Linked DNA regions of Homo sapiens: region 1 is linked to region 2. A link is a contact called in ENCODE Hi-C or POLR2A ChIA-PET data. All regions are on one chromosome and are shown on one strand. Each heading gives the region's core, a stretch centred on a gene start or an enhancer-like site at or near the end of the contact. The rest is flanking DNA. Distances are from core to core; before and after follow the strand shown. Region 1 holds the start of PITHD1 (PITH domain containing 1). Region 2 holds the start of NIPAL3 (NIPA like domain containing 3).

Region 1 (3,615 bases), core at 670-3,169, 640 kb before region 2:
AGTAACTAAAATAGGACATCAAAATATTTTTCTTGTTTTTATTTTTTTGAGACAGTCTTGCTCTGACACCCAGGTTGGAGTGCAGTGGTATGATTACAGCTCACTACAGCCTCACCCTCCCAGGCTCAGGAGATCCTTCCACTTCAGCCTCCCAAATAGCTGGGACCACAGGCATGAGCCACCATGCTGGGCTAATATTTTTAATTATTTTTGTAAAGATGGGGTCTCCCTATGTTGCCCAGGCTAGTCTCAAACTCCTGGGCTCAAGTGATCCTCCCACCTTGGCCTCCCAAAAGTGCTGAGATTACAGGCATGAGGCACTGCATGTGGCCCAGAAAATATTTCTGAATGGAACTTGAAAAAATGGATATTTTGGTCTATACTTCACCAGCCCCACTGAGCACTCCAGAGCCAGATGTGAAGGGAAGAGGGTAGCCAGGGTATCCCATAACTCTCTTTCTGTATCCTGTCTTTTCCCCACCAGGGAGTAGGAAAACATTCTATCCTGAAAACAAGATTATTTCACCTCTAAACAGTGACTTTTAATTATTTTGATCTCAACCCACAATATGAAAAACACATCATATTGTGTCTGAATACAAACTCAAAACTGAAACAAAAGTTTCATCAATTGAGACTTGAAATGTGTGATACATTCTGGGTTTTTTTTTTTTTGTATTCTATTTTTTTTTTAAATGTTGATCACAATTCTCTATAAACGGATTTTAAAACCTATTGACAGGCCACAACCAGCTGTTCGAAAAAAAGTACTTTGAAATATCACATGGGGGAGGAAACGCAGAGATCATCTAGTCCAATCCCTTCACTTCACAGGGGGTAAACTGAGTCTCAGAAGATCAAGTCACTTGCCCAAGGCCACGCAGCTAGTAAGTTGCTGTGGTTGGATTTGACCGTAATAACCATCGGCTACTGAATGCCCATCATGTGTCAGCCATTTGCTGAGTTTTTTCTTTTTTTTTCTTTTTGAGACAGAGTCTTGCTCTGTCGCCAGGCTGGAGTGCAGTGGCGCGATGTCGGCTCACTGCAACCTCTGCCTCCCGGGTTCAAGCGATTCTCCTGCTTCAGCCTCCCGAGTAGCTGGGACTACAGGCTCGCGCCACCACGCCTAGCTAATTTTTGTATTTTTAGTAGAGACGGGGTTTCATCATGTTGGCTAGGATGGTCTCGATCTTTTGACCTCGTGATCCGCCCGCCTCGGCCTCCCAAAGTGCTGGGATTACAGGCGTGAGCCACCGCGCCCGGCCTGCTGAGTTCTTTAATTGCATTATTTCATTTAATACTCACTGTGATCCTATGAAACAGATACTATTCTTTCCACCTTACAGACGGGGAAACGGAGTCTCAGAATAGGGGAAATGACTTAAGGTGTCACAATGGCCAGTAGCAGACCCAGGAGTAGTCTTTAGGTCTGGCCGTGCACAAAGCCCCATGCTCTCAAGCTGTAACCCCGCTATCAAGAAAGTGGTTATGCAAGTGGGCCTGTGAGCTCTCAACGTCTAAGCCGTGCGCATGTGAGACAGCGATAAGCTCGCGTTCTCCAGTCTCCAGGGCCTTATCATTCCTCACGCTTTCCTTCATCGGCTCGCAAAGAAACGTGGCGATCAAGGAAGACAGCGAAGGCTCCATCCTCGTCGGGGGAGGATAATTCGAATCTCAGCCTGTGAGTTTACTCAGCACACCTGTTTAATCTCTTGGTCCTTCAGTTTCCACACCTAGGAAGCTGGAACAGCAGCAGCATCCAGCGCCAGGACTGGAGTCATATACGAACTCTGGCACCTGGGAGGCGCGCGTCCTACGTCAGTTCCGCTCGACCCCACCCCCCCCGCCCCCCCGCCTTCTCCCCACGCGCATGCGCCGCGCAGCGGCGCTTTTTACGACGCGGCAGGCGCGGCGCGCTTAGTTGCCGGAGCTGAACGGCGCGGAGCTGGTCTGAGGCGAGCCGAGCCGAGCGAGCGCGGCGGTGGGGCCGAGAGGACGCGCAGGTGGCGGCGTTGCCATGTCGCACGGTCACAGCCACGGCGGGGGTGGCTGCCGCTGCGCCGCCGAACGGGAGGAGCCGCCCGAGCAGCGCGGCCTGGCCTACGGCCTGTACCTGCGCATCGACCTGGAGCGGCTGCAATGCCTTAACGAGAGCCGCGAGGGCAGCGGCCGCGGCGTCTTCAAGCCGTGGGAGGAGCGGACCGACCGCTCCAAGGTGGGCCGCCTGGGGCTTGGGGCGGGCGGGGCAGGGTGCGTGTGGGGCCTCGGGCCGTCGGTCTACTCATTTCTGATGTTAAGAATAACGACAGCCTGGTTGCCAAGCGCTTTTCCGTGCCTGTCTCCTGCCAGCTCTTTGGGAGGCGAGCAGCGTTGTCTCCCCATTTTGCATATAGGGAAACTGAGGCCTAGAGGGAACGGGGACAGTTTTGTCAAGCTACACAGCCTAACGCTCTATTCCAGGGCTGTGTGGGCTAGAGAGGATGGTCGTGAGGGCCGTTGGACCATTGGTGCTAATGGCTGCCTCATCATATTACCTGGTGAAGATGAGCCTAGGGAGATGAAAGGTGGTTCCCATATAGAGCAAATGTTCTTTACATTGTGGGGTCGCAGGCCCCTTTGCTATCTGTTTGAAAGCAGTGGACCTTCTTCTCAGAAAAATGCACATAAACACCTGCCTTTCAGTTCACACTTCAGAAGGCTCTTCGACCCTGGAAATTCATTCATGGGCTTTTTGTTAAGAACCTTCCAGTTGGGTGGCCTGTGGCTGTTATGACACTGGATAAGACTGGTTAGCTTCAAGTTAATAAGTCTTGGAAAACCAAGGGAGAGTGACTCTTCCCATTGCACCCCAGTTGTAGAGCAGGGTGGGAGATGCCTGAAATTGTAGGCTCTCAGCAAATATTTGTTGCTTTCTCCTCCCCCCTCCCCATCCCCTCCAGTTTGTTGAAAGTGATGCAGATGAAGAGCTTCTGTTTAATATTCCGTAAGTATCTCCTTGGTGCCTACCTCAGGCTAAATAGGCTGTACCCAGTTGCCTCAGATGGATTCATTCACTGGTGTCAAGAGCACACATTTGCTTCTAGAAATGGGATAAATTACTTTGGTGGGTTTGAGGAGGAAAGCATCATAGCTTTCTTGGTGCAGACTGGAAACAGATGTATTTGTAGAACAATAACTGAGAAATTGAGGTAGATTTCTTAGAATTGTAGAATGCTAGAGGTAGACAGGATCTTAGAAATTATCTAGTACAAGTTGACAGATGAGTAAACTGAAGCCCATACAGGGGAAGGGTCTTGCCCAGGGTCACACAACTAAACAGGTATTCAAACTCAGGTTTGACAACCTTCTCTTTTGCATTCTGGCAGATTTACGGGCAATGTCAAGCTCAAAGGCATCATTATAATGGGAGAGGATGATGACTCACACCCCTCTGAGATGAGACTGTAAGTGGCAAAGGCTTAGGCCCTCAAAGGAGCTCCTAATTCTCTTTTTCTGGTAACATTTTATTCCAGAATAGTATCATTTTCTTCTTACCGGGTTTAATATTTCCCCTTTTAAAATATCTTGGTCCTGTTCTCATTCTGCATTGGAATACATATATTTCTTCCTGAATTA
Region 2 (3,479 bases), core at 855-3,354:
CTGGCCAGCCCAACCTCCCGGTCGCTATGGCACCCACAGGCCTAACATTCGCGAGTCCACCTTCCGCCGTCCGCGAGGTAACTCCAGCCAATGGCATCCTCTGTTTCTTTAACGTGAAAAGTTGTTGACCAATCATTAGAGGCGTTTCAAAGTCCGCAGAGAAGCCGGCCGAATTTTAGGGCTTAGGTTAATTACATCAGGGCCTGTAGCGGGGTGGGGAACTAATAAGAGGTTTATCTAGGCCATGCTTCAAAAATCTTGTGATAAACCAAAAGCCTCAGAATTTTGCTCACTCAAAAATCCTGCTTCAAGGAATATACCTAAAAGAATTAACATTCATCCAAGCCCTGTTTCTTTTTTTTTTGAGACAGAGTCTCGCTTTGTCGAGCAGGCTGTAGTGCAGTGGCGCAATCTTGGCTCACTGCAACCTCCGCCCTCCAGGTTCAAGCGATGCTCCTGCTTCAGCCTCCTGAGTAGCTGGGATTACCGGCGCTCGCCACCACGCCAGGCTATTCTTTTTGTATTTTTAGTAGAGACAGGGTTTCACCACGTTGGCCAGGCTGGTCTCGAACTCCTGACCTCAGGTGATCCACCCGCCTCGGCCTCCCAAAGTGTTGGGATTACAGGCGTGAGCCACCACGCCCGGCCCCAAGCCCTGTTTCTAACAGAAGAAAAAAAAAAAAATTGACATGGGCGACTATACAAGGGCAGCCACTTAGTATTCCAGGAGCCCCTCTTCACACGCTTCAGGGCAGGGCGGTCTCAGCGACCTTGTCACTCCCCTGCTTAAAGTCCTCCAATGGCTCGCCTTTAAATTTAGGGTGAAATCCAAGCTTTTTTTTTTTTTTTTTTTTTTTTGACAGGGTCTTGCTCTGTCGCCCAGCTGGAGTGCAGTGGCGCGATCTCGACTCGCTGCAACCTCCGCCTCCCGAGTTCAAGCGATCCTCCCGCCTCAGCCTCCTGAGTAGCTGGGACCACGGGCGCTCGCCACCACGCCCGGCTAATTTTTAAATTTTTTTGTAGAGATGGGGTCCCACTATATTGTCCAGGCTGGTCTCAAACTCCTGGGCTTAAGTGATCCTCCTGGCCTCCCAAAGTCCTGAGATTACAGGTGTGAGCCACCGCGCCGGCCCCCAAATATGTTATTTATAAACTGTCCCTGGCCCGTCCCTCAGATCGCAGGCCCAACCACGCCCCCAGAAAAATCTCTCACCAGCCCTGCTGGCCTTCGGGCAGTTTCTACAATGCACCAACTCGTTCCTCTCCCATGTTCCCAAGGAGCTTTCTCTGCCCCACGATCTGAGACTAGAACTGCCTCTTTCTCATTGTTGATGTCTAGGCCCAAATGACATTTCTTCATACGTAAAACGGGCTTCAAGTCTCACTCATGGCTGTGACGATCTGAAAGCAAATGCGTGTATATGACAACGTGTGAGCGATGAGAAGCTTGTCATCTGTAAAACTCCATGCGCATGTTAATTATCATGGCCGTGATAATTATGTACATTATAGAAACATTAACCAAGCGCTGGGCTCGTTTCAGGACCTTCAGTATTGCTGGGAGGCTTGGTATCCGACAGGTGTTCCAGGAGGGCAGGAAAGGAGAGATATGTTTGGTCCCAAGTCTCGCGAGGGCTCTGGGGAGCGCTGGGTCTTCAAGGACGTTTTGGATTTGAATACTTGGTGAGAGCGTCGGGTAGGGGAACAGCAGGAGCAAAGCCCGGAAGGTGGCTATGAGGATAAGAAGGGAGGACACCTGGCAGGCTGCTAAAACCAGGCCCACCTGCCGGGCAGGTGGAGGCGAGCAACCACCTAAGCTCTCTGGGACAGCGGGAGAGGGGGCAGGGGAGTCGCCGCACCATTCTTCCTGTGGCCGCTAGGGGGTCCCCGCTCCAGGTGAGCGCCAAGCTCTAGCCCCAGGTCGCTCCCTTATGCTTCAAGCAAGCTTTGCAGCGCAGCCAATTGCCAGGGGCTGTCCCGCCTACTCCCCGTCCTCGCAGCCACTTGCCTGCGCGAAATGCCTGCCAACTTCTGACTGGCAGGCAGTCTGGCAAATCAAATCGCGACCTTTGAAAGCAAAACACTGCAGCATCTTGGCAGCTCTGAATTGGGAAGGGATGAAGGAGGCTGTGCCTCCGGGTTGCACGAAGAGTCCGAGTCATTTCTCAGAAGGTTTTGATAGGTGGGCCTTAGAGGAGACGCCGCCGGTGAGTAGTGATTAACACCGGGAGGAAGGGGAATTGAATTTAACCTTCGTTTTTTTCTGGAAAAAGCGAAGTCACCTAACGTCCCCTAGTGTACATACCCTTCCTTCTTACTGTCACCAGCCTCGCCAACCTGGGTCCCGTTGCCTTGGAATGTTCTTTCCAGTTTTGCATCGAGGCCAAGAGGAGCGGGGGCATGGGCTACCTTACTAAAGGTGATGCCAGGCTCTACCAAACCAGGAAGTGACATGGAGTTAACTTTGCCAGAATTTCTCCTCTTCGTGCCGAGCGGCTCGGGCTTCCTGGCGGCAGCAGATGGTGGAGTTAGCAGGTGGGATGAGGGGAGGCGTTCTTGGTCTAAGCCCGCTTCTGGAACAGAGGTGCTGTCTCCTCGAGTTGTAAGTTTCCAGCTCAGTGGGACGGGACGGAAGAATGTAACCTTCTCGTGAGCCAAAGCCGAGGAACGGGAAGCTTGGCAGGGAACTGGCGCTCACCTCCAGAAGCCAGATCGTCGGGTGGTGGGAAAGAGCGTGTTTTATTGATTTGTTCAGAAAGAGGCAAATTCGAATACAGACGCTATGAGCCACGGCTGTCTCATTTGTAAAACGTGCTCTGTGGGATTGGTGAAATCCGTCATCGAGATAAACGGGGTGGGAATGGAAGCAGAGCACCTAGTGAATTCTCATTCCTTCCTTGGGTCAGTGACCACGTGCTCTAATTGTGGGGTGGTTGACAACGCAGAGGTGACTGCTTGCCTCTCGGGCATATGTAGGTCCTGAAGAAATGCTTCGAAATCAGGAAAAGAGAGTCACCAGGTGAAAAGTATGTGTCTTATAAGGGAGTACAGCTTGCAAAGGGTTCCTCCAGGCTTTCAGTCCGGACTCCCACCCAGCTGAGGGAGAGCCTTCAATCTTTGCAGGCGATGCTTCAGAGGCCTGCGAGTTCCTGAGGCAGAGAGGGAAGCTGCTTTTTAAAAGAAAAATTAAACCACAGCAATGCCAACCACCACAAACAAAAGCAAAACCAGAAAAGCACTTGGGCAAACTACTCTGAAGGATGTTAGGAGGCCTGGGTTCCCACCACTCCCTTGATTGACATGTCGCTAAGGTCTGTTGGCTTTCTCTGACCTCCTGTGGGTGGGGCTGAGTATATCTGCTTGTTGAAGCTCTGGAGTTGTGGTTGATTAGGCCTTAGAAAGGCATTCTTGACTGCGAAGGGGCCACAGTGCACCCAGTGCTTAACCAGCCTGCATTTAGTCAGTCGGTTGGTATGTAT

Evidence for each region. Hi-C counts contacts between places; a loop is a spot of excess contacts on that map. ChIA-PET counts read pairs that join two places held with the same protein, here RNA polymerase II (POLR2A). Pooled maps may share reads with other maps.
Region 1: a loop to region 2 is called in a pooled map, with 3 times the contacts of the local background. The contact joins the promoter of PITHD1 here to the promoter of NIPAL3 in region 2. A Hi-C loop is called at or near these places in 1 of 37 single-sample maps with no recorded cell type and 2 of 50 pooled maps. POLR2A ChIA-PET finds 5 or more read pairs at or near these places in 3 of 52 experiments (HEK293, T-cell and activated T-cell).

The regions. Positions count from the first base shown.
Region 1 is chr1:23,776,499-23,780,113 of GRCh38, forward strand. PITHD1 (PITH domain containing 1) reads left to right here and starts at 1,920. Exons shown (of 6, transcript NM_020362.5): 1 at 1,920-2,215; 2 at 2,940-2,983; 3 at 3,366-3,443. The coding sequence starts at 2,018. ELOA-AS1 (ELOA antisense RNA 1) reads right to left here and starts at 1,799. Exons shown (of 4, transcript NR_038280.1): 1 at 1,701-1,799. RefSeq lists enhancers at 644-1,596, 2,850-3,615 and silencers at 1,850-2,159, 2,250-2,299.
Region 2 is chr1:24,413,698-24,417,176 of GRCh38, forward strand. It overlaps NIPAL3 (NIPA like domain containing 3), which reads left to right and starts at 2,105. Exons shown (of 12, transcript NM_020448.5): 1 at 2,105-2,207. STPG1 (sperm tail PG-rich repeat containing 1) reads right to left here and starts at 85. Exons shown (of 9, transcript NM_001199013.2): 1 at 1-85.